Linked DNA regions of Mus musculus: regions 1, 2, 4, 5, 6 and 7 are each linked to region 3. A link is a loop called in an ENCODE intact Hi-C map of the cell type or tissue named here. Cell type or tissue: heart. All regions are shown on one strand. Region 1 has its middle 26 kb from the start of Gm33892. Region 2 overlaps Aldh8a1 (aldehyde dehydrogenase 8 family, member A1). Region 3 has its middle 88 kb from the start of Aldh8a1. Region 4 overlaps Sgk1 (serum/glucocorticoid regulated kinase 1). Region 5 has its middle 48 kb from the start of Gm34267. Region 6 overlaps 1700020N01Rik (RIKEN cDNA 1700020N01 gene). Region 7 has its middle 75 kb from the start of Platr6.

What was found. A loop is a pair of places that touch in the nucleus more often than their neighbours do. Peaks named below come from ENCODE experiments on the same cell type or tissue, not always from the same donor. Only the 100,000 strongest peaks of a DNase experiment are listed, where the experiment ranks them.
Region 1: a loop joins it to region 3, with 2.2 times the contacts of the local background. A loop is called at or near these places in 4 of 42 quality-filtered maps.
Region 2: it touches region 3 in a loop (5-fold over the local background); 23 of 42 quality-filtered maps call a loop at or near these places.
Region 4: a loop joins it to region 3, with 7 times the contacts of the local background. A loop is called at or near these places in 41 of 42 quality-filtered maps.
Region 5: it touches region 3 in a loop (5-fold over the local background); 27 of 42 quality-filtered maps call a loop at or near these places.
Region 6: it touches region 3 in a loop (3-fold over the local background); 19 of 42 quality-filtered maps call a loop at or near these places.
Region 7: it touches region 3 in a loop (5-fold over the local background); 4 of 42 quality-filtered maps call a loop at or near these places.

The regions. Positions count from the first base shown.
Region 1 is chr10:21,543,328-21,547,327 of GRCm38, reverse strand. No RefSeq gene overlaps it. Among named protein-coding and RNA genes, the nearest start is that of Gm33892, 26 kb to the left of the region's middle. In heart, no CTCF peak of the experiment used is centred here; a DNase peak (open chromatin) is centred at 1,667.
Region 2 is chr10:21,381,187-21,385,186 of GRCm38, reverse strand. Aldh8a1 (aldehyde dehydrogenase 8 family, member A1) reads right to left here. Exons shown (of 7, transcript NM_178713.4): 3 at 2,740-2,895; 4 at 402-551. Among named protein-coding and RNA genes, the nearest start is that of Aldh8a1, 5.9 kb to the right of the region's middle. In heart, a CTCF peak has its summit at 2,074; no DNase peak of the experiment used is centred here; H3K27me3 peaks cover 1,095 bases.
Region 3 is chr10:21,463,620-21,467,619 of GRCm38, reverse strand. No RefSeq gene overlaps it. Among named protein-coding and RNA genes, the nearest start is that of Aldh8a1, 88 kb to the right of the region's middle. In heart, no CTCF peak of the experiment used is centred here; a DNase peak (open chromatin) is centred at 2,039; H3K4me3 peaks cover 430 bases; H3K27me3 peaks cover 259 bases.
Region 4 is chr10:21,993,893-21,997,892 of GRCm38, reverse strand. Sgk1 (serum/glucocorticoid regulated kinase 1) reads right to left here. Exons shown (of 14, transcript NM_001161845.2): 4 at 2,852-2,927; 5 at 2,344-2,419; 6 at 1,995-2,099; 7 at 1,784-1,867; 8 at 1,539-1,670; 9 at 1,222-1,334; 10 at 791-914; 11 at 456-551. Among named protein-coding and RNA genes, the nearest start is that of Gm34267, 63 kb to the left of the region's middle. In heart, CTCF peaks have their summits at 1,760 (motif pointing right) and 2,463 (motif pointing right); DNase peaks (open chromatin) are centred at 652, 1,762, 3,292 and 3,882; H3K4me3 peaks cover 2,452 bases; H3K27ac peaks cover 1,381 bases.
Region 5 is chr10:22,008,265-22,012,264 of GRCm38, reverse strand. No RefSeq gene overlaps it. Among named protein-coding and RNA genes, the nearest start is that of Gm34267, 48 kb to the left of the region's middle. In heart, CTCF peaks have their summits at 1,921 (motif pointing right) and 2,942 (motif pointing left); a DNase peak (open chromatin) is centred at 1,934.
Region 6 is chr10:21,599,349-21,603,348 of GRCm38, reverse strand. The region is part of intron 2 of 1700020N01Rik (RIKEN cDNA 1700020N01 gene); the gene reads right to left. Among named protein-coding and RNA genes, the nearest start is that of 1700020N01Rik, 8.2 kb to the right of the region's middle. In heart, a CTCF peak has its summit at 2,231 (motif pointing left); a DNase peak (open chromatin) is centred at 2,228.
Region 7 is chr10:21,781,181-21,785,180 of GRCm38, reverse strand. No RefSeq gene overlaps it. Among named protein-coding and RNA genes, the nearest start is that of Platr6, 75 kb to the left of the region's middle. In heart, a CTCF peak has its summit at 1,546; a DNase peak (open chromatin) is centred at 1,510.

The DNA of each region.
Region 1 (4,000 bases), 80 kb before region 3:
TCCGCTATCCTCCAACAGAAAAAAAACCACAAACTTTCGTTAACTTCTGGTGTGGGCCATGTGTCCTTTTCTTAATAGATACATTATTTTTCTTATTTGACTATGCCTTCCTCCTCTTTCAGTATTTAGAACACATTGCTTTATATTCTTCTTGTTTTATTTTATTTAAAAAAAAAAACCCACATTTCCAGGATTCCATTTGTCATTTTTAGAAACATGCCTTCTAACAATTGCATTACAAGTTGTCATGTGGCTCTATCATTTATGTCCCTGGTATTGAACATTGGTGGTGTTCCCAGTACCAAGACATGATGTCATGTGACTCTGGTTGGATGTAATTCATTCTGCATGTCTATCATTTTCCTTTAGGGTAACCTAAGAAATAGAATCTCTGAATCGAAGGACAATGCTTTTAAGACTTTTAAGAAAGTAAATACACTAAATTGCTCTTCAGAAAATTGTATTTATCTTTATCCTTGTCAGTATTACCTTCAGTGTCTCACAGGATATCAATATTTTACCTCTCTTGATTTGATGGGAAAAATTGACATCCTCTTGGCTCCCTCTTCATTCCTTTAATTATCAAGGAATGACCTTGAACTGTTTGCTTATTAGCCACTTGTATTTCTCAACGGTTAAGTATTTTTACCTAATATATATATATATATATATATATATATATATATATACATATATATATATATATATATATATTTGCTGTTTATAAGAGTCTGTCTTGTAATGACAGTAACAGTGTTATATGTGTTGCCAAAAGTATTCAACAATTCTGCTTATTGAAAACTGATTGACATTTTCATAGACATGTAGATGTCTGCATGCTCTTTCTTTACATTATCAATTGTAGCAATCTTCCCCTTGACGCTCCCTTTTTCTTTCTTAGAAAGCTCATTTCCATAGCAAGATCAAACAAACAACTTACTCTGTTTCAGTTTCTCTCCAGCTGTTTTAGTGTGTACAATGACTTCATTCACCTTGATCAATTTTTGACTTTGACATCAAGGAAGACTCTAGTAGTGTTTTCATACAGATAGTTAGCTATTTTTCTGGCATCGTTTGATAATTGTTCTCATTTCATTTGGGTTGTGAGGTAAGAATTGCTGCCAGAATGCATAGAAAAGCAGTTCTGAACTGAGATGAAAGCAGCTTTTCCTCCAGAACCCCCTGCTGTGGCTCAAGGTCGTCTTACCCCAGCCTCTTGATGCTTCCTCTCAAAGGCAGGCTTTAGTTCAGATCTGGTCACAGACAAATATTACCCTCATTGTTCAAAATTCAGTTCTGATTAAAAACAACAACAACAACAGTAACAAAACCAACCAACCAAACAAAACCCACCGTGCTGTGATGAAAAGAGGGCCATTCCCCAAAACAAAACCCAACGCTCCAAAATTGCTGAGATGAAAGCTGTCCACCTCCCATCCCTAATCGTGTTTGCTTTTGAACCACTTCACACTTTTTAAAAGAATCTCTACTCCTGTGATGTCCACGGTTGCCACACTATTCAAATCAATATCAAACAAAAATCCTGACGGGTCACCTAGGCTGCAGCCTTCTAAAATAGTGCTCTGTAATCAGGCGTCTCTCTGCAGGAAACAGGCCTTCCTACAGCAGGAAACAGAGGAAGCAGGCCTGGAGACAGCAATCCCAGGGCTTGCTTTTCTGGCAACCCCTGACTCAGGAAATCACTGAATTGAGTAGTCAATCTGTGGAGCAATTTACCATGTCATCCACTTCCCGGCAACAGATATTTGGAAGCATTTATAGTCTAATACAACTCTGTCAGCTCGAGGTTGCTGTTGCTTCTCTGCATGAGCTCCAGGGTCAGAGGTTTCTCTGCAGTTTCTCCACCACCAGGACTTTTCGGCTCCTTCCTCCCTGGCCAGGCTCCACCAGTCTCATCTTCCCTTTGATTTTAGTCTTGATCAAGCAAGTTCTTGTCTTAAGAACTAAATATAAATTGTGTTTGGGTGGGTGGAGGTCCCTGCAGTGTTTTCTATGGAAAACACAGTTGAGTGTGTGAAACCATGAAGATACACCTGAGTGCCCGAGCATCTGTAGTAGGGAGACCAGTAAACACTCATTGTGGGTGATAAGAATTCTGTACTGGAATGGACAGTTTCACGCGGCTGGCGAACATGTGTCCAAAAACCCTAAGAGCAAACAGGCATCACCAATACAGCAGGACCGTGCCTGTGCTACATGCATAGTTACATTATTACACCTGAGAACTACAGATAACTTAGGTCAATGTGAGGCTGCTCCCAGAGCTCAGCCTTTAGTCACAATGCTACTGTCTTGATCAGGACCCTGTGGCTGTAGCAACAAAACCCAGAAATGAGCGTCCTGAGCCACTGAATGTTGAAAAGGGGAAACTGAAGAAGACATCCTAAACACAGGGTACAGTTTCCAAAGGTGCACGCCACAGCTTCCTGAAAATTTAAGTGAACTTCTCAAGTTCTTTCCTGCCTTTGGCTCTTGCAGTCCTGTGAGGCCTTTTCCCAGTCTGTCAAGGATGGGCATAAGGAGGGTAAGTCTGATTGTTACAGTCCGCAGAGGCCCTCAGTGGTGTGGCTAAGATTCTGAATGCGACCCCCCCTCCCCAATCCCCAGTCTCGTATCACATTCTCTTCTCTGTACAGGTTCCAATATTCTCTATACCTCTTGTTCTCCTGAGGAATAAAGTGGAGATATTAAGATCTAGCTTTGTCAAGAAAACAACAAGAAATGACATTTGAGCATCTAGGAGAGTACTATGCAGAAGGAGCCATTGTTATTCTGGTAGGAAGCCTGTGTTACTCTCTACCTCTAGTCTTACTGTTACAAAGATGGGCTGTTTACCTGGACAAGGAACCTGGAGCTCACTCAGCACGTGAGTGAAATGTCACTCTGCATGCCTCCATGTGTTTCAATTAAATCATGAACTCCCCCAGATAGCCACTGTGCATTTATTTAATGTATTGCTTCAAGGGACTCATACAAAAATCTATGATTCTTAAGCATTGTCATGTTTTTTAACAAGAATCTACCTCCAAGTCGGGTTCTGGGTACTTGAGAATGAATTAAAATTCACAGGCAAATCCTAAAATAAGAGTCTATCAACTAACAGGACACAGCTGTTTCTCCCTACCTTGCTTTTCGTCTACTTTTCTGTGGTCTTACCCAGTAGAGGGACAAAACACACATGCCCTTCTGGAACCATGAATAAAACATGAAGATTGCTGTGTATGATTACAGGCAATTTGCTATTCAAATTCACTAATGGGGATATTCATCAGGGAAAGTATCCCCCAAACCTTCCTATTAGGAACTAAATCCCAATGGTTAGCATTTCAAAAACTACATGATTTGAATACATTTTTGAGCCAGCCAATGGAAAATTATATTGATTCTACATGTATCCAGCTTGTAGTTAGCTCAGTAATTCCTTTACTTTGTCCAGCACAAACTAATAGTCTCTTTTTCTTTCCCTGGTAGAAAAGTAGACTGTTTTTGAAGACTGCAGAGCAGTGGGTGGGGGAGAGTGGAGGAGAGAGGGCTGTGGCAGAACATGTAATTCACTCTGCATTGTGCAGCAGTGTTGGCAAGTGTGAAAGATTATACAAATCTTTGCTTCATAAGATCTGATTCGGGTAGAGGAAAAAAAAATCCTCCCCTACAACAGATATTAGTGCAGGGCTATATAACAATATAACCCCCTCTCTAAAACTTTGGATTGTATTATGGGCTTTTATAATACTTTTGTAACAGCACTAGGTGTGGTGGTATAAACCTGTACCCTCTGGAGGATGAGGGAGGATTGTGATTTAGCTTGGTATAACAGTGTGAGATGTCTATAAAAGAAGAGGAAGAGGAGGAGGAAGAAAAAGAAAAAGATGATGATAAAGGGGGAGGAGGAGAAGGAAGAGGACTAGGAAGAGGAGGAAGAAGAGGAGAAGGAAGAGGAGGAAAAGGAAGAAGAGGTTGAGGAAAGCAAGAGGAGGAG
Region 2 (4,000 bases), 82 kb after region 3:
GGGATGGATATTTAAACCTCTTGAAAATGGCTGAATCTATTAAGCATAGTTCCACTACACTAACTCTAGGAATACCCAACTTCCAAGGCTGACTGGTAGCTCAAACTTAAATTTCAAGTGACTTGATGATACTATCTTGAACTAGTCGGTGCCTTTGATGTGACCTCTAAGCCTGCAATATTTACTACAATGCTCTCAGCCTATGGGGTGATGCTGTTCCATGGTGACACCCCTATGGGGTTAATAGAAGAGAACCCTGCTGTGGATGAAGGCATACCTAGGAAGTATCAGGCTTACAAAATGGCAAGACAGCACTGGAGTCAATTTAGCTTTGGGTGAAGATTGCTTCTAACAAGTGTGCCCTCGCTCTGAGTCTTCTCCCTGTCCCCACATCCTGTTACCTGCTTTATCCAAGAGTTTACAAAACATCCAGGCAGTCACAGAAGTCATCTCACTGGGCTTGGCTATCACGGTATTCCCAGCAGCGATGGCCGGAGCTATCTTCCAGGTCAGCAGGTAGAGTGGTAAATTCCAAGGGCTGATCAAACCAGCTACAGGGTAAGAAGAAAAGCACAGTTCTCATCTGCCTCAGAGACAGACAGCTGGGTGGCATTCCTCACACAATTCTGTCCTGCTCAGAAAACCCAAACTTCACTTTAAGCCAACCTGGCAAGTTATTCTCAAACACCTTGCAAGCAATTCACCCCATACAACAGCAAAGTCGATACATTTTCTATCCTCTTCATAAGCTACAGTTATAATTAGGAGCCAAGACAATATGAACTGCAGGGCTGAAGGCTGCCAGTAGCTTGCCAATGTGTTCGGAATAGAATGCATATTGAAACCTGTAGCCTGATCTTTCCTTTTTAAAGAAAGCCTTCTCACAGGGCAGAATTAAGCTGTTTAGCTGCTGTTTTCTGCTGGGCTCCCCCACCTCTGTCTCTAGCCTCCTGACACTAAGACATTAAAGCTCAGACATTGCTGAATTATGCATTCAACAGGCACAAAATAATTGTGACTATTCGACTAGGGACTGGCCAATGGTTACGTTGATGGACTCTGACATACAGACTAGAAAATCCTCCCTGGCAATTGAGGAGGTCGAAAATAAAATCCAATATAGCAATCTTTGGACTTTGTGACACAAAATTATGATCTACCAAGTTTATACTCAAGAACCAGGCAATCAGTTTACTTTAAAATGACCCAAAGGGGCCAGGCAGTGGTGGCACACGCCTTTAATCTCAGCACTTGGGAGGCAGAGGCAAGTGGATTTCTGAGTTCGAGGCTAGCCTGGTCTACAGGACAGCCGGAGCTATACAAAGAAACCCTGTCTTGAGCCCCCTCCCCCAAATGACCCAAAGGATCTCATGATGTTATAAATAACTTACAATTTTGTATATTATGCCCATTCACAGCTATCTTGAACCACAAGTTGGAAATGGCTGAATGTATCTCACTGAAGTATTTTTAAAAAGATTTATTTATTTATTTAATGTATATGAGTGCTGTATCTGCATGTACACTTGTGTACCAGAAGGGGCATCGGATCCCATTACAGATGGTTGTGAGCTGCCATGTGGTTACTGGGTATTGAATTCAGCACCTCTAGAAGAACAGCCAGCACTCTTAATCACTGAGTTATCTCTCAGCCCCCTCTATGAAATATTCTCAAAGTGTCCAGTTTCTATCCTTAGCCTACACAAATATGAGGTCTCCCTTATGATTTGAAAAATAGATTTATTCTATTTTATATTTTTGCCCTGTGGAAATAAGTATATTTTATTATACTAGATTTCCCAAAGAAAAATCTGGTCTTTCAGAGTAACAAAATATATTCACAACAAAACATGTTCAGATGCTTCTTAGTAAATTAAAACTTCCCATGATGCCTTGGGAAATAATTTCTAGCAGGTTCAGAGAATCAAGAGAGTGAAATGTTTCATTTGCTTTCTTTTTGTAATCTGAATATTTGAGAAGAAAGGTGGTGTTTCTTCCCAGGGGAAATAGCGACATCTGCTGATTATAGTTATTTCGGACACTTAAAAGACAACAGCAATATCTACTGATTAGATTTAGCCATTTCGGGCGCTTAAAGGACACCAGCGACATCTACTGATTATACTTAGTCATTTCAGACACTTAAAGGATGAGGCAAATAAAATAATAACTTGGTTAACGCTTATTTACTAGACAACTGACCTTACTTGAAGGGCCACATACTTATTTATTGGGTTCTTTTTTTTTTTTTTTTTTAAGACAGGGTCTTGTGTCGTCCAGGCTGACTCCAGACTCACTATGCAGCCAAGGATAGATAACCTGGTACTTCTGATCTTCCTGCCTCCCCTAGCTTACTAATTTACTCAAATTTCTTATCTTAATGAATCATATAAATATGAAAGAGAACGAACGTCCCAGTTTTCAGAGTTCTGAAGTGTGCAGAGAATGCAACCCTGACGCCTAAACAGTGGCACTGTCTGGATTTGATGTTTTCTTATTCTGTTTACAAGCAAGAAAGCACTCCCGACATGCCCTCCTGCTATGATCTCCCAGGATGAAGTTTCTGCAAAAGGGAGACTTTGACACATTGAGAATGAACTAGATTCATTTTTAAAGCCAACGAATTTTCAGCAAAAGTAGAAAAACCGACCCCTTGTGTTTCCTTAGTCTGGCCCCTAGTAGTCAGTGCCTAGAATTTTCCGAACTTTCTGATACAGGTTCTCTTTGGATGCCACCTACCAATTCCCACCGGGGTGCGAACGGTGTAATGCATACAGCCCAGGTGGCTCATCTGTGTGCACTCCGATACGTGGTGCAGGTTGGAGGAAGCGAAGAACCGGAAGTTCAGAACAGACCGAGGAATGTCCATGGTCCTTGCCAGCGTGAGGGTTTTCCCTGTGGAAAATGAACAACATAAAATGCTGCCTGTGTGTTTCACGTGGAGTCGTCTGACCCTACGCTCAATACCAGCCCGCCCGAGGCACTTCTTCACCGCACTTGCATGGATCGAGTGATGAAATATTTGGGCGTGAGGTTGAGGTGGAGGTGGGTTTAAAATAGAGCTAGATCGTCTCTGTGAACACCTCAAGCTTTCATCATGAATGTACCAGATGCCACCGTTCCACACACACGGGCGTTAGCAGCTTTGAAACGACGGGGTTGGAAAATGACTGTGTGTGTCCTTAAACAGCCTCCAAACACACAGAAGCCATCAAAAGGCCCGGTTGAGAACACAGCACAGGATGCTGGGTTCCGCATGGAGTAGGAGGGTCCTTTCTTGAGCTTCTCCCAGGTGACCCTCAGTGATGAAATACAACCACCCACACAAGAACACGAAAAAAAGAAAAATTGACCTTTCCTTTCCTTTCCTTTCCTTTCCTTTCCTTTTTTCTTCTTTCCTTTGTGTGGGTCAGGTGTGGGGAGAGTGGGAAGGGGAGTCAGGCTATCACTGTAAGCCTGGCTGCCAGGATTTACAATCCTCCTGCCTCAGCAACCTGAGCAATGTGATGTCAGGCAAGCATCACCACACGGACTTTGAAGAAATCTGCTCTAAGGGCCTGTCACCGGATTCCTAACTTTAGGTTGGCTAATGGCAGGCATATTTCAATACTGCATGACTTTTCCTAAAGACATTATGAAATTAATGGGTATCCACGCTATCCCTCTGTCCTTTGGGAGGGAGAGAAAATGTGGGCTGAAATGCTGAAACACAACAGAAGCCAAGCTGCTCTTCACACTGTCTGTACTCGGGAACCTCTGACTAGAGCAGTGGATTGCATGGCCACCCCTAGGTCCTCCTGTCTCCCCAGTCCATACTTTGCTGTAGACTCTTGTAGCTCCTTCCACCAAATAGGCAGAGTGTATTCTCCCACCATGTCGCTTTGGGATCAGCCCCTGACTTATTGCAGTGGGGCAGAGCATATCAGCCACAAGACTTGGCCTTCTTCTCATGCTTTCGCCTCCATCTCTGCTATTGCCTTGAGAAGCAAGCGTGTAAGCT
Region 3 (4,000 bases):
TTGGAAGCAAAGGCCAAATTCCCATTCCACATTAATGAAACCTTGTTAGCTGTGAACACTGGAGCTGAACTGAGCTAGTGAGAGAGATGCTGGGCCATCGGTACAGGGGAGAGGGGTGGGGCAGAGGAGAGAGGGGTGGGGGCAGAGGGGAGAGAGGCAGGGGGCAGAGAGGAGAGGGGCAGAGGAGAGAGGGGTGGGGGCAGAGGGAGAAGGGTGGGGGCAGAGGGGAGAGAGGCAGGGGGCAAAGAGGAGAGGGGCAGAGGAGAGAGGGGTGGGGGCAGAGGGAGAGGGGTGGGGGCAGAGGGGAGAGGGGCAAGGGGCAGAGAGGAGAGGGGCAGAGGAGAGAGGGGTGGGGGCAGAGGGAGAGGGGTGGGGGCAGAGGGGAGAGAGGAGAGGGGCAGAGGAGAGAGGGGTGGGGGCAGAGGGAGAGGGGTGGGGGCAGAGGGGAGAGAGGCAGGGGGCAGAGAGGAGAGGGGCAGAGGGGAGAGGGATGGGGGCAGAGGGGAGAGAGGCAGGGGACAGAGAGGAGAGGGGCAGAGGGGAGAGGGATGGGGGCAGAGGGGAGAGAGGCAGGGGGCAGAGGGGAGAGGGGTGGGGGCAAAGGGGAGAGAGGCAGGGGGCAAAGGGGACAGGGGTGGGGGCAGAGGGGAGAGGGATAGGGGCAGAGGGGAGAGGGGTGGGGGCAGAAGGGAGAGAGGCGGGGGGGGGGCAGAGGGGAGAGGGGTGGGGGCAGAGGGGAGAGGGGTGGGGGCAGAGGGGAAAGGGGTGGGGGCAGAGGGGAGAGAGGCAGGGGGCAGAGGGGAGAGGAGTGGGGGGCTGGTGCATTTGGAGATTATTGCTATTTTTATCTTCTTAAAGAATGGGAACTTTAATATTTATTAAAAATAAAACTTTTACCATTACATTAGATGAAGAAAAGACAAAGTTGAAATCCAACATCACTTAAATGGAAAAAAAAAAAAAAACCACGAACCAGGATTGCAAAGTAGTAGACTTAAATATCTGTGCTTTCAAATTTTCTCTACCCCATCCCAGATTCATGTTGCCAAATTTCTTTAGATTTCTCCAAGTCTCTCCTCCTATTGAGGTGGCATTTTCATGGTAGGCTACGGGTGGGCAATCTTGTTTACAAGGGGCATCTGGTTCTTACAAATCCTGTAAGACAGAGCAGACAATCAACCTTCCAGCTGGCCAAGGGAAAACAGCCTGTCTGCACTGAACAGATCCAGGCTCCATTAATGACTAGCATCAAGAAGAGACAAGGAACGCTGGCCCAGAAATGTACGCAGCAACATGATTGGCCCCACTGCTGTATTCTTGCCTTGGCATAACAACCACAGGATGGAAAACATCTGGAGCAAGCCACCCTTCTTGGATCTCTGCTAGAGATGAAGGCAGGAAACAGCTCACACCGGAGCTAGGTGTCCGTGTCCATCAGTGATCACAAGAGGTTTAAGCAAGCAGAACTCCTGTGTGAAATTCCATAACTCACACAAGGAAGCCCAGGGTCCAGCTGACCCAGAGCCAAGAAGAAAGTTCTAGAACTAAAGAGGTATGGTTGCAGAACAGCTTTTCCCTCTGGTGAACGGTCTGTGAAACCTCTAAGACTCTCCATAGCTCTACCCTCGCTGAGCACATAACTGAGGTCTTACATGGGAACTGTGTAGGAAGCTCAAGAACATGCCAGTGCATACAGGTGTGCCAGTGTTCATCCGATCCTTGCCCAGTGTGTTTTCAGTCTAATTATCTAACTGAGATTTGGTTGAGGAGTGGCACTTGTGTGCAAGTGTCTGCTTGTTTGCTTATATAAAAAGGCAGAACGTGCCCAGCCTTAGCATTTTAAAGTTATAGATGCATATAAGAAAAGTAAATGGAGAAGTGTTTCAGAATCACCAATTGCAGGACCCCGTGTTTTACAACGGAGGAATCCAAGGGAAACTAAGGTGTCTTTCATTCTGGCCTTGCTCCAGCCACGGCAGGGCAAAGATGGATCCCAAGCAGCGACCTTAGACAGCACTGACCCAAGCTGCAGGCTGTCGGGAGTGGGGTTGGAGATGCGACAAGAAAGATTCACAGATGAAGAAACAGCGTCACCTAGTGGCGATCTATCCGTTTCCAAGCCATCTTGTGATACAAAAGCGCTCTCTTTTCTGTACCCCAATTTCCCAAGACAACTAATATTTCAGAATGTTTTATCTTCGCGGGCTCTCCAAAGCTCAAGTGGGTTGCCATCCAAAACGCGTTGCCTAACACGTTTCCCAGCCTCTTATGCTACTTTCCAGGGTCGACTCGGCAACTATCTGCTTCAAGGGCCGTGTCCATTTTGCTATCGATCTCTGTGTGCATCTTGCTTCAATTCCGGACATTGCCCGGGGCGGTGCTGCAAACAAGCATGTAGCTGTGTCTTGGTCAAGTTTATTTGTTAGCTCATCTTTCTTGTTCTCAGGTGTTTGCTGCTTTCACTGTGTTTGAGAGGCCAGACCTGTTCCCACATCAGGACCCTAACTTTGGAGATAGGAAAACAAAACAAAATATGTTGTTGATGTTATTTTTCTTTTTTTAAGTATGTGCAGCATCTCAGGGTGATGGGGAGGAGGAAGCCCAGAGTCAAGAGTTCACTGAGAGCATCCACAGAGCCAATCTGCCACCATCTTCATGAAGTTCACCTGTATAAACTTACAAAGGATCTCCACAGCTGGGCTTGTTGACTCTTCCCCGTCCCTCATAGAAGGATGGTCAGGGAGGGTCACAGGACCATCACCTGGGTATCCAGCAACTCCTTCCAATTAGGCGTATGCTAGTCTGCCCTAATTGCACATGACATCAAAGAAGAGCTTGGCGTTTATAGACTGGAAAGGACTGGGGAGGGGTCCCACCTATAGCCAAAGGGGCAGTTACCATTCATGTTGGATACAGATATTCCAGTGTGGTGGCTTTAAGGCTGTACATGATCCTGTCTCCAAACTCCATTGCTCTGTCAGTAAGCCTAATAAATTCACAGATTGCCCCAGAGTCAATATTTGGTGGATCCATGCCTCCCTTTGTCCTTTGGACCTCTGTGGGAAGGGTAGACATTGTTTCTATCTCCCCAAGAGAAGACATTTTAGCAACACTGAGAAAGAAGCAAGAGCCCAGGAGGAAGCCAGGAGGGAAATGAGACAGAAAAGCAATTTAAAACCACAGTAGGAAGATGCTGAGATGCTATTCAGAAGAACTTGGCCTCAGTATACAATTAGATTCCACCAAATTATGTACCACGGCAAAACAACTGCATGCAAGACTCCAGAAAACACAATACTTTACTCACCCTAACCATTTAGAACTATTTCCTCCACAAAATGGTCCCTTCATTTAATAGCTAGAAAAACAGGACCCCTGAAGATGAGTTGTTTGTCAGGATTGGGGTGAGACTTTGTCTACATTGGGTCTATTGTGTTCTAATAAAGAACAGTTAAGTAAAACAAGAAATATTTTTAGGAGAATAAATTAATTTCAAGCCAGAAACTCCCTATGGTCATTCAGTTTTGTCCTTACTTATCTGCTGAAAATACATTTGCATATCCACATTGTCTATTGTAATTATATCATCCCCAAACAGAATGAGTCTGATTTCTAAGTGAAATAACTATTTAATAGATGCTACTCTTAAAATATAAATATAAGAAATATAAATATTTCCAAAGTAGATGATTTCCAAAAATAAAAGGAAGCAAGCCATTGTGGGCTGAAAGCAAGAGATCACTTAAAACATCAGAGGAGCATAGCTGTATATGAGCTTCTGGAAAGTTCTGACTCTGCTGGCTTCATAAAAGTGTTAGCCCCATTAGTGTCGGAGGTAAAGATAGTCAACAGGCAATGTTAAAATGTATTTGTAAGAGGAGCTCAGTACAGCTGCAGTTATATATGGCAAGGTCATCATGAAGCTCATTATTTTAGATCCTAACTGAAGAATTAATGTAAATTTGTCTAATAAGACAATCATGACTAATTCTAAGGGTGG
Region 4 (4,000 bases), 530 kb before region 3:
AAAGGAAGGGAATTCCTTCTGAGTCAACTCAAGTTTTGTCTAGTGTCTACTAGATATAAAGTGCTGAGTTCCGAGTATTAAGCTGGCCCCTTCCCTGGCTATCTTACAACCCCTACTGGGAAGAGAGGGAGAGAGAGAGAGAATGCGCATGCGTGCGATGGGGCTAATACTGGGCAGGTTAAGTAAACTGTAGTATACTGTGCAGAAGAAACCCACTGGAGAGGGTGGGTTCAATTTTCAGTACTTGAACCTGCCCTGAGATTCGAACAAGACTATTGAAAAAAGATCCAAAAGACTTATTTATAAAATTATAAAATGTAAAATAGCCAGTTGTCTCCTTTACTAAAGCTTTTGATAAGGCTTCTGACACAGAGAAGCCACGGTAGCTAAGCCTGCACGAGCAAGTCCACATATGTCTTAGAAGTGTTCTGGGCACGATGCTGTGTGTTACTCACCAGGCCGTAGAGCATCTCATACAGGACAGCCCCAAGACACCACCAGTCCACCGTCCGGTCATACGGCTGCTTATGGAGGACCTCAGGAGCCAGATACTGAAATGACACCAGAGAGAGGGGTTAGCTCTCAGAACCTGGCAGTCCGCACAGCAAACATGTGCTTTGAAAAGAGCCAGGGTCAACTGGCTCCCCTCCCCACCTCGTCTTGCGTGCGTGTGTGTGTGTGTGTGTGTGTGTGTGTGTATTTGGATTGCTTCTTAGTTAAAACCTCTGTGCTTTGTGATGTCCACTGGTCCCCTGTGTGTATACACCGGGCACTGCGTCAGACTGCCTACCTCAGGCGTGCCACAGAAGGTAGATGTTGTCCCGTTATGCTCAATATTCTCTTTGCAGAGCCCAAAGTCAGTGAGGACGATGTGCCCCTGGGAGTCTAGGAGAATATTCTCAGGTTTTAAGTCTCTGTAGGAAAAAGTAGTTACACAGGTAGGTTAGCTTGACTTCATGACAAACCCTCTGTAAAGATTGCTTGGGTATTAAGAAGATTGCTAATCCACTCCTGTTCCACAGCCAATCACAGAAAGGAGCCTTAGTTGGGCTGTTAGGATTATGCACCACCCTCTTGGTATGGGCAGTTGAGACAACTCACATGCTAGGGAATTGTTAGAGGTGACCAAAGTGCACATAATATCTCATTATTTTAGGACTCCAAAGGCTCAGCCTGGCCTCCCTCTCCAGCATTCAAGGTAGCTTTGAACCTTTGGCTCACCTATAAACGATGTTTAGGGAGTGCAGATAGCCCAGGGCACTGGCTATTTCAGCTGCGTAGAATCGAGCCCGTGGTTCCAGGAAGCAGCGCTCCCTCTGGAGATGGTAGAACAGCTGCGAGAGACAAAGAAACTGAGGCTTAGTGGGGTCGTTTAGTCAGGCCCGAAAGAGAAAGCTTGAAGGAAGTGGCCTGAAATAGCTTAATTCTGAGTAAGTTTCTCTCTCAAGTATCTTTTAAAAGCTCATCTCAAACCCAAACCAAGCAATGCAAACAGGAGCAGCCCCACTCCCACCATCAAGGTGGATGCCTCGGCTCACCTCTCCACCATTAATGTAGTCCAGGACAAAGTAGAGCTTGTCAGCGGTCTGGAATGAGAAGTGAAGGCCCACCAGGAAAGGGTGCTTCACATTCTTCAACAGAACATTCCGCTCTGACATAATATGCTTCTCCTAGGAGAGAGATGAGATTTAGTGGCAAATTCAGATTTCAACAGGGCAGCAAACCACAGGGTAGAAATTCTTCACCAGGCCTGCGAGCCCCGGCCACCAGGGGTCACCCTTACCTCTTTCTTCTTCAGGATGGCTTTCTTCTGTAAAACTTTGACTGCATAGAATACTTCTTCTGCCTTGTGCCTAGCCAGAAGAACCTGAAATGTCAAATCGGACAGTCATTTTTCTATCCTCATCCAGGGAGAAGATAAAAGTGAATGCATGAAAGAGTCGAGATGCAAAGTTTTCATCTTTTGGAAAAGATGAACTTTTGGTTGAACTTACCTTTCCAAAACTGCCCTTTCCGATCACTTTCAAGAAGTGAAAGTCGGAGGGTTTGGCGTGAGGGTTGGAGGACGGACCCAGGTTGATTTGTTGAGAGGGACTTGGCTAGAAAACAAAGCATCATCCTTTAATACGTACGCTGCACACAGCCTTACTGTTAACACATAAAATACCTTATGAAATATGTCTTTCAAAACATCCCAGTGACTCAGTACTTAAACACTTAAGCCACTTGTGATGTGACTAGACAATCCCGCCTTGATAGTTTTTACAAATACTGCCTTGACTAACCCCTACAGGAAAATACGGATACATTTATAATTTTCCTCCACAGTCAAGATATACTTACCGGAGGAGAGGGGTTAGCGTTCATAAGCTCCGGCTCCTGAGGATGGGACATTTTCAAAATGGACTGAACTTCAGCGCTGTGGAGATTAAAGGGCCATTTTAGAAACTCTTAAATTCGCCACCAGAGGGCACACAGACATAAGTTCTATTTCTGACTCAACCGTTCGGTATTTAAACCGAAAACATCCCAAGGAATTGCTTACAAAAAAAAAAAAAAAAAAAGGTAAGAAAATAACCCAGTTAAATACAAATTAAGGTTTGTTTATTGAGGGACGTGGATTTTGGTGAACATTCACGAGAATTAATCTTAAACCTCCGATCCAAACTCTACCCATAAATTAATAATGTTTAAAATGTTTCAAATAAGCAAAATGTTCAAGACCAGAAGAGATCTATCTACCCCGGAGGAAAGATCTCAGCTCCAGCACCACCACCCCCGCCCCATGAAGTCTTCGCTGCTAGTAAATTTAAACAATTCTTTCTATTTTCCCCAATAACCCAAAACTTACTGTTTGCATGCATAGGTGTTGCTGGCAATCTTCTGAATAAAATCGTTCAGGCCCATCCTTCTCTGTTTCATAAAAGCTATAATTTAAAGAGAGGAAAAGGGGAGATGGTTAGGGGGCTCTGTAACATCCGACGCCACACGCTAATCTGATCCTGAACCTTCAAAACCGATGCCGGCTCTCCTACACACACAAGTCCGGTGCTTTTCCAGCACTCACCGATGAGAATCGCTACCATTCCCCTCATTCTGGAGTAGGTAAGGGTGCTTCGAGCAGCCTCGGCTTTGACGGTCATCGTCCCGATGCCCGGAAAGAGCCCAAAAGAGACTGAGGGGAGCAGTGAAACCGGCTAAGACAACAGTGCGCTCCGGCCGCGCGACCGGCTTTATAAGCCCTGCGCCGCGAAAGGGCGGGGCCGGCAGAAGGAGGAAGCGGCTCAGAGCCGCCCATCTCCAGGCTCCGCCCGCCATGAGGCTCCACCCCCCAGCCCAGCCGCCTAGCAGGCTGTAGACTGAGTTGCGAGAAGATGGGCGACTGGCCACCGTGTCCTGAGTGAGCCAGGCGAGCCGCCCTGGGCAGGACCGAGGCTTCCGCGGGCTGCGTGAGCAGGACCCCGCACCGGGATGCACTCTGCCTCTGTCTGCCTGGGCCGGAGGAGGGCACTGGAGGGGTGGAGAGCCTCGGTGATTTTCCATTTCCTCTCCCGTGCTTCCCGAGTGGACACCGCAGTGCACGGTCACCGCCGACCTCTCCCCTCCTCGGTGTCCCGTCCCCGGCCCAACGCGCAGCCTCCAGGTTCCCGCGCTGTACCCTATCCCGATCTCCACGCACCCCGTCCCTAAGAGCCGGGCGGCGACACTTACCCAGTCCGCTCAGCAGGACGGACTCGCTCCTTTTCTGAGCCTCCGCCCGCTTTTTGTGGCGGGGCCGGAGCAGGGACTCGAGCCGAGCCCGAGCCAGCGCGCCCTGCATCTCGCCCATAGCTGCGGACCGAGGGGCGCACAGCGGGCGACGGCGACCGGCGAGCACTGACGTTTCCTTGAAGGAGCCGCCGTGACTCAGGCCGGCAAGATTTCCTGCCCCAGTCCCAAAACAAACAAATGGCCCTTGTGCACGGCCGAGTCGCTTCCGAAAACGCCTTTTTTGTGCTTT
Region 5 (4,000 bases), 540 kb before region 3:
GCTCAGTGACTGCGCTAACTACAGTGTCCACTGCTATGGTGAATCACTGTGAGCAAAACAGCAAGTTGGGGAGGAAAGGGTTGATTCAGCTTACACTTCCGCACTGCTGTTCATCATGGAAGGAAATCAGGGCAGGAACTCACACAGGGCAGGAACCTGAAGGCAGGAGCCTATGCAGAGGCCATGGAGGGATGTAACTTACTGGCTTGCTCAGCTTATTTTCTTATAGAACCCAGGACCACCAGCTAGGGATGGCATCACCCACAATGAGCCCTCCCTGTTTCATCACTAGTTGAGAAAACGCCTTACAGCTGGACCTCCTGGAGGCTCCTTCCTCTCTGATGACTCTCGATTGTGACCAGTTGACATGAAACAGGCAGTACACTGACCTTGGCCCCCAAGAATGCTCTCTTCCAGAGCCCAGAGTGAAGCCTTCTGGAGCTTGGTCCTCTCGCCGGCTCTCTGCTAGCATATCTGAGACGGATGGTCTTTCACAGACCAATAGATTTGCTTATATTTATTATTTATGTATTTATTTCTCTAGGGTGCTCACACACGCACCATGTCACGTCACACATGTTCAGGTTAGAGGACAACCTGGGAGATGAGGTTGAGACATGGCGGCAAGCATCTTACCCACTGACTCATCTTGCTGGCCCTAGACTTTGATTTTGAAGAGCCCAGAGCCAGGAATCACAAGCTGGAAGTCTGGGGCATTGATCTCAGATTCTTCCCCATGTTGAATCACTAAATGTATGAGTTTAAGTCCCATATACAATAGAAAAACAGTTGCAGATAACCTGTGCGCATTTCTCATACACTATAAGCGTCTGTAGGTAACTTGGAGTATCTAACACAAAACATCGGCTATGCAAACAGTGTCTACGTATTCCTTCAGAAAATGGTTAGAAACCCTATAGGTGGAACAACATTATGAACTAACCAGTACCCTGGAGCTCTTGACTCTAGCTGCATATGTATCAAAAGATGGCCTAGTCGGCCATCACTGGAAAGAGAGGCCCATTGGACTTGCAAACTTTATATGCCCCAGTACAGGGGAACGCCAGGACCAAAAAGTGGGAGTGGGTGGGTAGGGAAGTGGGGGTGGGGAGGGTATGGGGGACTTTTGGGATAGTATTGGAAATGTAAATGAAGAAAATACCTAATTAAAAAAAAAAGAAAATGGTTAGAAACACAAATCTATGCAAGTTCAATACTGGCACGCTGTTTTTCCAAAAAAATGTCTTTAGTCCTTGATTGTTGAAGCAGAATCCAAGACTATGATTCTGGCTGCTGTTGCTTTTGAAGAGGCCCAGTTGCTATAGGGACTGCATGAGCCATGCCCTTGGCCCCTAGTGTGTGTGTGGGGGGGGGGGGACGGGGGGGGCGGGGGGAGTTGCACCTGCCATTCTCCTTCTAGGCTTACTTCTTTTCAATCTCCTCACGTCACACCAGCGTGGTAGCGCAACTGAAACACCTTTTGGCAATCAGAGCTTCCTTCTAGTGACACTTGGCTTGCACTTTCCTGCTTTCCCAAATCCTATTAATATAGCATCCAGCCAAGGAGGACTCACCCAGTTGGGCATCCTTGAGAAGTCCTTGGTGTGAGGAGCCAGAAGGAAAATGACAAGCCCGTAGCCAGATTAAGCTTCAGTATAGTGAAATAGCAGCACGAACAGAAGTGGGCAGACACCTCCCCAAGCCTGCATGCGCTTAAGGTAACAGAGCTGCTTAGATTCTAGGAGTCGCCTGAGAAGAATCTTAGACTCCTAACTCTTTGTGGGGAAATGAAGAGAAAATATTAACAGTCTTAGATTTTCGGAGGCAAGAGAGAAGACCAGCGTTTGAGACCAGCTGCCCGCCTTGAATTCTGCTTCTGTTCTAGCGCATGAACAATCACTTGTCCTGTTTGTGTTGTTGTCCCCGGTACAACCACCAGATGGCAGCACGAACCTAATCCCTCAACACGTTACTGCTTCTGCGCTGCTGAAGCAATGGCGCCCTTTAACCTTGCCCTCTCTTTTCGGATGTTTTGGGGGGGCGGGGGGGGTGTATAAACCTGTATAAGCTTAATTAAAAGATTCTATTATAGGGACTGTGGGTGTGACTCATCTGGCTAAGTACTTGCCTGACATGCACGAAGCTAAAATCTCCAGTCCAGCAAAATCGGGCAGGGAAGAAAGAGCGAAACCTCAGAGGCATTCTTAGCTACACAGAATGTTTAAGGCCATCCTAGGCTACGCAGAACCCTGTTTTAAAAATCAACAACCAAACCCAAACACACGCACACGTATACACAAAGCAGCATTCATGTACGGACTCATACTAGCACAAACGTTCACACACAGACTCATACACAGGCTCTCACACACTCACACTCACAACCACACACATGCACACACTCACAATCAACACCCACCAAAATTCTCACTCACAGACCCTTGCTCACACTGGCTCAGGCACATTCATATGCACACACACACACACACACACACACACACACACACACACACATTCGTACACCAATACTCAAACACACATCAACACACTCTTTCAGAACTGGAACAACAACTTTTGATATATTTCCTCTGCTCTGAAAGTCTGCACAGGAAGACAGTTGACAGTGACATAGCTTAGACAATAGTCAAGTTTAGTTCCATGTCCCCCACTCAATAGTTATGAGGCCTAAGAAAGTGCTAACATATACTTCTTCCTTTACCTGGACAATTAAATGTATAACATCTGCCATAGCCTAGCTGCAGAGGATACTGAAAATGTTGTAGTCACAGAGCACTTTTTAAAAGACAAAACCCTGGGTGCTAGAGAGATGGCTCAAAGGTTAAGAGCACTGACTGCTCTTCCAGAGGTCCTGAGTTCAATTCCCAGTAACCACATGGTGGCTCACAACCATCTGTAATGGGATCTGATGCCCTCTTCTGGTGTCTGAGGACAGCTACAGTTTACTCACATATATTAAATAAATAAATAAAATTTTTAGTGAATATCTTGTTTGTATTCAGAGGCAAGGATGGTTCGGTGGATAGAGTGTTTGCATGCAAGCCCGAGGTCCAGAGTTCTATGTCCAGAACCCACATAAATGTTGGGTGAATATGGTTGGTGGCCAACCTGCAATTCTAACACAGAGAAGGGTCTCAGAGCCACTGCCTAGCTAGTTTAGTCAACGTGAGTAAGCTCTGGACTCAATTGACAGATCCTGCCTCAAAAAATAAGGTTGCATACAATTGAGACAGATCTCCAGTTTCCTCTCAGGCCTTCACATACACATGCGTACATGGTTCATATGTTCTTGTCTATAGCCACATACATGTAAACACACACACACATGTACAGGAGATCCCCAGGCTGGAGAGATGGCTCAGTGGTTAAGAGTTCTAACTGAATAGTGAATCCTTTTCCTAAATGATCCAAGACCACATGATAGGATATAATAGTTGGTCGTGGCTAAAAGTTAAAATATTTACATTTTACAGAAAATAGTGAGATCCAAGAGATAATGTATAAGTGGTGACAGGCTTCAGACCTGGGTGTTTGGAGTCTGAGCCCCACTGTTGAGAGTGAAAAAGAGCAATCAATGTACTGGGGGCAGGGGGACCTCTCTCCTCTCGGTGCTGACTTCTACAGAGGAGCGTCCAGTTTGACAACATGAGCTGCCCTCCAACACACTCTTGTTCATGGGGAAGTTCGACTTCTGCTGAGCTGCAGTAAATAAAACATTCTCATTTCCAGAGACAAGCGAGGTAAGAAAGGGTGTTTGCATGATCACTTGACTGTCACACGTCTCTATGACTGGACTGAAGCGTTCCTGAAGGTGAGGCCCACATTTTATTTTAGTCACAGTGCAGGGTTCGACCTTCAAAAGCACTCACCAGATTTATTTTGTATTGATCTGGAAAGAGCACGAGAGGCTGAACCACAGCAAAAGGAGCTTCAAATGTGGACTCGACCATCTGAGTGCCCGAGAAGATCAAGAGGGAAACGG
Region 6 (4,000 bases), 140 kb before region 3:
CCCTTATAGAGGCAGGGCAGGGTGGATGGGATAGGGGTTTCCAGAGGGGAGACCTGGAAAGGTGATAACATTTGAAATGTAAGTAAAAGAAAATATACAATAAAAGAAAAAAGAAAAATAAACCCCGGTTGTTGCTTGAAGCACTCTTTTCCCTGGGAGCATGTGCGCACTGGGGACAGTCTACCATTCCTTCAGTTCACTGAGTTTACACTTCTCACCAGTTCCCATAGCCTGAGAGCCCCTAGGGAACATAGCCCCAAGCAGAGATAATTGGAAAAATGACAAAGATCTCTTCCTTGCACACTGACTCAGATGCCATCCGGGTCGCTGTGGGGAGACACAGACCTACTTTTCGTCCTAATTATCTTATCCATGGAGAAGCTGGTGGTGAAGCCCATGTTGAATGAAGCCCCTTAGCGGTCAGCAGAGCACCTGAGCAGCACAGCTTTATGGGAATATGTGACCCTTTGGGTGCCGACAGACCAGGTTCAGGGTCTTGTTTAATTGTGCCCTAGATCTGTTACTATTTGAAAGTCACTTCGTTTCTCTTAAGCCTCAGCTTCTTTATGTGTAAAATGGGAATAACATTTACCCTACATAACTACGGTATGTGAGATGTTTAGCACAGTTCATAGTACATGGTAAGGACTTGCTAGGATTACAACCGAATGCAGAATTGGCCTCAAACACAACAGAGTTTACATTTGTGTTGTTAGGAATGGTACAAATGGTAACATCAGAATAGTAGAAATGCACCTAGAAGATGCGGTGTTGTTACATAGACACAAGCAAACACTGCGGCAGAAATGTAGGGTACCTGTGCAGGGACAAAGTGCTTGGAAGGAATAGTGTCCCACTAGAGATGGCAGACTTGTTTTCACATCTGGGACCACTTTCCCAAGTCTCCTCCCCTACATCTATGAGGAGAATGGGATAATAGGAAGCCAACACAGGACTGCTCTCAAGTGTAAACGCAATGATGCTTAGACAGAGTCCCTCAGTGTTAGGCCTACGGCTACTCTATTCCATTTCCATAAGTGATGCTCGTCTATTTTTATTGTGCCTGTAGTCACTTCATCTCTATCTACATACTTCTTATGTCCACGCCTATTCCTATTCCATCATCAATGCATCTAGAGAGGAGAGCTTGTGTCTCACTTTAAACTGTGTCATTTGCTTTTAATGGTGACAGTGACAATAATCACAGTGAGACATTGCCTTAGTCATTTGTTTTAAATACTGTTTGAAAGTTTAAAGGCATCTGCGCAGTGTGGTACTTGTAAACATAGCTGGCTCTTGTCGTTATGCTGGATATACAGGCCTCCATTTTCTTTCTCATGGTCATGCTGAAGTACCCTAATGACACATAGGCCATATTGTTCACACAAGGCTTCTCATGACAGAATGATCGGCACAGCCTTACTTTCCTAAATAGTTTGCTGATTCACTCGGTCCATTTTTAAACACCAACAGATTGGCACTGATGACATCTGCTAATTATTTGATTTTCCTCGTGACTGGCATAGGACTGCTGTCTGCAGCAATCACTGTAATATGACCGGTGTGAGGTTTGCACCACCCAGTCACTCCATGACCAATTTGCAGTAATGAGTAGCCTTGTCTATTTTTCTGTTTCCCCTAGAGGTATCATTATTTATTATGTGTTGCAAACACAGCTTCCAGAAGTGCAGCAAAAACCCAGCAACACCTAACTCCAAGTGGAAATCTCACTGTGTTCCTAGTAATGGTTTATCAACTCAGACGGCCTAGGCCTGCCAATAACACAGTTAAGATTCCAGCATCTCTCTGGTTCCGCTCCCAGTCCCCATCCTAGCAGGGAACAGTCTTGGAAGGCTGCTGAAGACCCTGTTTTCTAGACTATGTGTCCCTTTTAGTCCCTGAGACTAGAGTTAAAGATTTTGAGAAGTCCTTTGAAATATGTTCTGTTGATGTTTCTAAACCATTATCATGAACCCCCACGGCTTCAGTGACCCCCGATTGAGGCAGCTTCTTGAATTCAGAGAGCATTAAATCATACCTGTAATCTCAGAGATCTGCTGGCTTGGTTTTGTAATGCTTCAATAAGATGAGAAAAGCGATGGCCTGCACATGTGGTATGACCTCCCTCATTAACTCAATGTGAAGGTCAAAGGTCAAAGCCCATGGACAGTCACCATTCACTGGCTTACCAAAAGAAATGTAGGAAAACGTTCCCTTGCCCCCTAGTGCCCACAGCCTGCTATTGCAAGCAGGTGACTTGGCTCAGAGAACTTCCAAACAGAAGTGAAGGGATTTATAGGTCTACCACTAAGGCACATGGGAAAGTCAAAATTTCGATGGGCTTGTCACACCATGTAGAAGCTAAACTCCAAGTATCAGGTAAACAGTGGCGGAACATCACTAAGGGCCGTAAATTCTCAGCCCCTTCGTGGAGAAAAGCATAAAACAAGCTCTGATTCATTTTTACTGACCTGGGAGGCCCCTGGGGTACAGCCTGGGCCACTGTTTAATAGTCTCTCGATTATGCTAGATTATTTCCCACCTCAGTAGGCTGAAATTTGCTTCTCCCACTGTTTAGAACTTTACCCCACACCCCCACTAAAGCCTCTCTCCCATATGGCCTTTAACAGAAGGGGCTCAACTCAATCTTGTGAAACCACCTTCTCCTTCAAGGCACTCAATCACGGCTAGCTGAATGATTAAACTGTTTTTGTTTTGTTTTTTTTTTTCTGTTCTCATCTCCAATTCTTACACATAGTAGGAGGACAAAGGTCTATCTCATAATGAATGAATGAACTCTAAGTTGAAAACAGACCAATCTTAAATGCAGCAACCCTTCTACTAGGTTTTCAGTCAATCCAGTCTACTAGGTTTCCCGAGCTAGGATGCAGTATAATTCAGAGATCAGCAGAGTGTGGAGAGAAGAGGTGTTAGGAAGGGCAGGGTGAATCAGGAAACACTTCTGTAAACCTCTCTAAGTATAGAAAGAGCAGGAATTCTTTCTAAAGCCCACTTACTTTTCCTATTCTACTTAGAACATAATTCTACTCCAACACTCTGTCTGCACTTTGGACAGACATTAGATGGTAGGTCAACCCACCACATTGCCTGACTGTGTGTGAGGGCCTCTGTCTGTGGTTCCGTTCTCTATACTCCTACACTGGACATAAACTCTAGTGTGCTTTTCCTTTTACAATGGAGGCAATGAGCACAAACAGATCTGAACCCATTGTGCACTGTCACACAGAGGTTAAGAGCAAGCCCGGAGCTGCTCCAGAGCAGCAATGCAGGGAAATGCTCAGCCTTTTGGTAGTTTTGCAGGGCCCACAACTGACCACAGACCATTGGCTGAAATCATAACAATGGGCAGTTTACCTTTGTAATGGCCAATGGGGAAAAGAAAGACAGGAAAAATCCCAGAAGGTTGCTTTGAAGGTCTTCTTCTTGCTTGGTGCAAGTGGAATGTGAACTTGAGATAACATCAAAGGTAGCTCAGAGAGTACTTCCCCTAGAAACCAACCCAATTCCAACCAATGCTGGAAACTCTGTAAGGTCCAGACAACGCAGGCTACTTATGATAGAGCTTGAAAAAACGAAAGGAAACAGACAGTCAGTACTTGTGTAAGTCTCCCTAGATGGAAGATATCAGAAGGGAGGAAAGGTGAGAAACAGAAACCACATGCGAATCCCATTAGTCTAACAACACAATGATTTCTTACTGAAGTCCTTTTACCAAATATTTAAGATTGATTGACAGTGTACTGAGTTCTGTGGCCATGACAGAATAAAATGAAGCCCCTGGTCTTTGGGACTTAACATATCAAAACCAATGAAACAAACAAACAAAGAGAATTTGGCAAAGACATAAACAGGATAATCCCAAAGTCTAACAAGTGTTATAGGAGTGGAGTAGCCAGAGTAGTTGGAGTAGCTGAAGTAGCTGGACAGAGTGAGTAAAGTAGATAGTTGTTTTATATCTGTGCTGTCTCATGCAGTAGTC
Region 7 (4,000 bases), 320 kb before region 3:
AAGGCAACATTCTGTCCTGTTCTAATTCTAAGATATGTCCAATTCAGTGCAGGAGACCGACAATTCTAAGTCTGGGGTCGGGGGAGAACAATGCGATGTGTATGAAATAATTGCACTCTTTGCTAAGAACTCCATGGTAATAAATACATAAATATATAAAAGACTGGAAAGACAGTGAATGAGGCTCAATGTCCACAAAGATAGGCTTGCTTGCCATTGGACTAATGTGATCTTGAATCAGGGTAAAAAATGTACCCATGGTTAGTATTTTAATAAATTAATTGTGTGTGTGTGTGTGTGTAGGCAGGCACATGTGTATAGAGGTCAGACAGCAATTTGCAAGAGTCTGTTCTCTCTTTCTACCATGTTGGCTCCAGGCACTACTGAATTCGGGAACTCAGACTGTGAGTTTTGGTGGCAAGCCTCTTTTCCCTGCTGAACCATCTTGCTCCAGGATAATGGTTAGGATAATCTTCAAAAAAAATGAGAGTTCTCATACACCTTAAGAATTCTTCAGATTGTTCGTTTACCTTTGCTCGGATACGGAAGTATAATGGGGCTTTCTGTGGTTCCTTACTGGTGTCTTAGCTACAAGAATCCTTCTTTTTCACCCCTACAATTAGCTGCATACAGTTCAGGGCTTGTCAAGGTTTCCTTGTATGGCTGTAGGAATCTTGGCATCATCAGGAAATAAAGTAAACGACAAAATCAACCTTGAAGTATTAGCTATACACGGGCTGCCAGAGTCAAAGTTCATACATACAATTAAATTTACTTTTCGTTAAAACTATACCATTCTACATAAAAATTACTTTCCTCTGGATGTCTGGCTTTTACGATGACTTTATTAATTCTCCAAATACCCAGTGATTACTACATAACCATATTTCTCTATATATTGGATTGTATTAGATCAAATTGGTCCTTGCGTCAAGGGAGTTGGTAATCTGATGCAGAAGCTAGATGGAATTATTACTCTATAAAAATACCTTCTGGATCACCAGAATAATCTCAGATGATGCTGTGAAGAGGCATAAATATGAAGAGAAGAAAACAGGCAAAGTGATGTAAGGAGAGAGATCCAACGGAGTGCTCACCGTGAGTGATTTCATCAGCACGCAAATGTCACCCTGCCCCGTCTCCTCTCCAGTAGTCATTTGATGAATACTTCCTTCTACCCCTCTGTCACCCTCTCTCTTACTCATGCTGTTTACTGCTTGTATTCTTCACAACTGTCTCTGGGTCATAAAAATGATAAGCAGAGGCAGAAAACCCAGGGTGGTGGTGGTGGTGGTGGTGGTGGTGGTGGTGGTGGAGTAGAAGAAACCAATCTGTTTGTTCAGCTTTCCTTTGTTTGGTCCCTTGGGGCAGATGTCATCTGGTGGAAGGAATATAGAATGAAGTCATAGAACTTGGCGATGAATCTTCTTTTCTAAGGACTTTCTTTGACTTAAGGTGACTCATCGTTTTCCTGTCTCCAAATACGGCAAAATGATTGTCCTGGCAGATGCTGTTGTGTTAAGTGAGGAGCAGGAGGCACCTGCTGGATATGCACTTCATGTCAGGAAGCAAGGCTCCCTGCAGTCTGTCCAGTAGCAGCCCAAGCACAAAGCCAGCCTGTCCTCTAAGACGATGGCCAAGGCGGTGTTGTAGGAAGCAGTGAGGTTCTAGGGATGAAACGCTTCTTTTTGAGAAGCGTAGATGCTCAGAGTAAAAATTAATTATTTAGCTTGTGCTTCGATGAAAAAAGGATGTCAAGAAAATAATCTATGTGTTGAAAACATGTCGCCTGGCTAGAATCTGGGAGCATCGCTGACTCCTCCCCTCTCCCTCGTCGAGGCTCATGAGTTCTGCTTACTGAGCCCTGCCTTCTATCTCCTTGGCTCAGTCTGGCAGCATCTCCTCTGGCCTTGTGGCAGAAACCGTGTCCACCTCACCCTGAAAGCACTCCCTCATCCACAAGGCATTTATTAAGGACCGAATGGGCCAGGTGTTGTGGTATTCATACGAATAAGAGGCCCTCAAGGTGTTCACATGTCAGAGGACAGGGAGATAGCATATGCTTGTTAAACCATGCTGTGATTCAAGCTATAGGGATACATGGGAAATTACAGGTATGTGGAGGAAGGGCACCTAGTCTAGCCAAACAGTGGGCGTGCCTAGATGGGCCCATAATCTTCCTGTTGTGATAGGTGACTGACACATGAAGGCTGAATAGGGGTTGACTTAGGTCAGTCCAGGGGTCGGGATGAAATAGAAAGATCAATCTGTTGTTGCTGGTGGTTGAGAGGGTGGGTGTATTAGTGACTTCTCACTCCTGTGACAAAATGCATGACAAGAGGCAAAGGAAGGAAGGGAGGGAGGGAGGGAGGGAGGGAGGGAGGGAGGGAGGGAGGGAGGGAGGGAGAGAGGGAGGGAGGGAGGGAGGGAGGAAGAACAGAAGGGAGGGAGAGAGAAAGGATGGAAGGACAGACAGAAGGAGAGAAGAGAAGGTGAGTTTATTTTGCCTTATAGTTCAAGGGCATACATTCATCATGGGAAGAGGGGTGTAGAAGCAGGAGTGGGAAGTCGCTGATGGTCATATGGTATCTGCAGTCAGGAAGCAAAGTGTGATTATTTTCAGCTCACTTTCTCCCCTTTTATTCAGCCTGGGGCCCCATCCCATGGAATGGCACCATTCACACCTAGGGTGCTTCTTCCTACCCCAATTAACCTAATCTGAAAAATTCTGCCCAGAAACACCCTGAGGTTAGTTTCCATGGTGATTTTAGATGAGATGGCAATCACGAGATGCCAGGTCAGGGAGGTCTTACATCCCACGCTGTGCTCTAGCTGTGTCTGGCCAACAGAGATGGAGTGCAAACCACAGCGGGGAATTTAAAATTTACTAGCGGCCTCATCCAAAGAGCCGAAAACATGACACTCATCTGCAATTCTAGCTTCAAGAGGCTGAGGCAGGAGGATTTCAAGTTTGAGCTTGAGACCAGACTACATAGTGACTCTATTTCAAAAAGACAAGAAGAACAAGAAGAAGGAGGAGGAAGAGGGGGAGAAGGAGGAGGAGGAGGAAAAGGAGGAGGGGGAGAAGGAAAAGGAGTAAGGTAAAAGAGTAAAGGAGAAGAGGTAAAACTAATACTTCACTTCAGTTATATTCATATATCAGAAATAACTTCATTTTCGCATATATCTAACATAAAATCATGATAATGTGCTCCTTCTTCTTTTTATACTGTCTTTGAAACACAGTAAGCTTGATCCCTGGACTAACACTCTGTTGAGACAAGCCACATTGCAAGTGCCTAATGGCCTGCCCAAGAATGCTAATTCTAGGAGCTGCCCAGTGAAAATACTCAGGAGTCTCCGGCAGAGTAAAGCAAAGCAAAGCAATATTGTATTGTGAAGAAAGGAAACTCCTTTCATTTCCAGGCTGCTATAGCCAAGAAGAACACACAAGACTTCTGAAACAAGAATATACGTAGCCCTTCCTTGTTCTGGGGGCGGGAAGAGTAAGATCAACGTATTAGCTGGCTTGATTTCTCCTGAGACCCCTCTCCTTGGCATTAGGCATTTGGATGGTTTTTCTCCCCCTTACACCAGTGTTAACCGACCTGTGGGTCTCGACCCCTTGTGTGTGTGTGTGGGGGGTGAGTAGCCCTCTTACAAGGATTGCCTAAGACCATAGGAAATATCAGATGTTTACATTTTAATTCATAACAGTAGCAAAATTATAGTTACAAAGGAGCAAGAAAAATATATTAATGGTTAGGGTCACTACAACATGAGAAACTGTATTAAAGGGTCGTAGCATTAGGGAGGCTGAGAGCCACTGCCTTAGACCCTCACCCTGTCTTCCTTCTATGTGACAAGCCTAGATCCCATCTTTAACAGATGCCATTTTGCATAAAGGTCTCCCCTAATAAACTCACTTTAATTTAATTACATTATCCCTCTAATTACCTTTACCCTTAATTAAGAATTACCAGATAACCTTATACCAAGG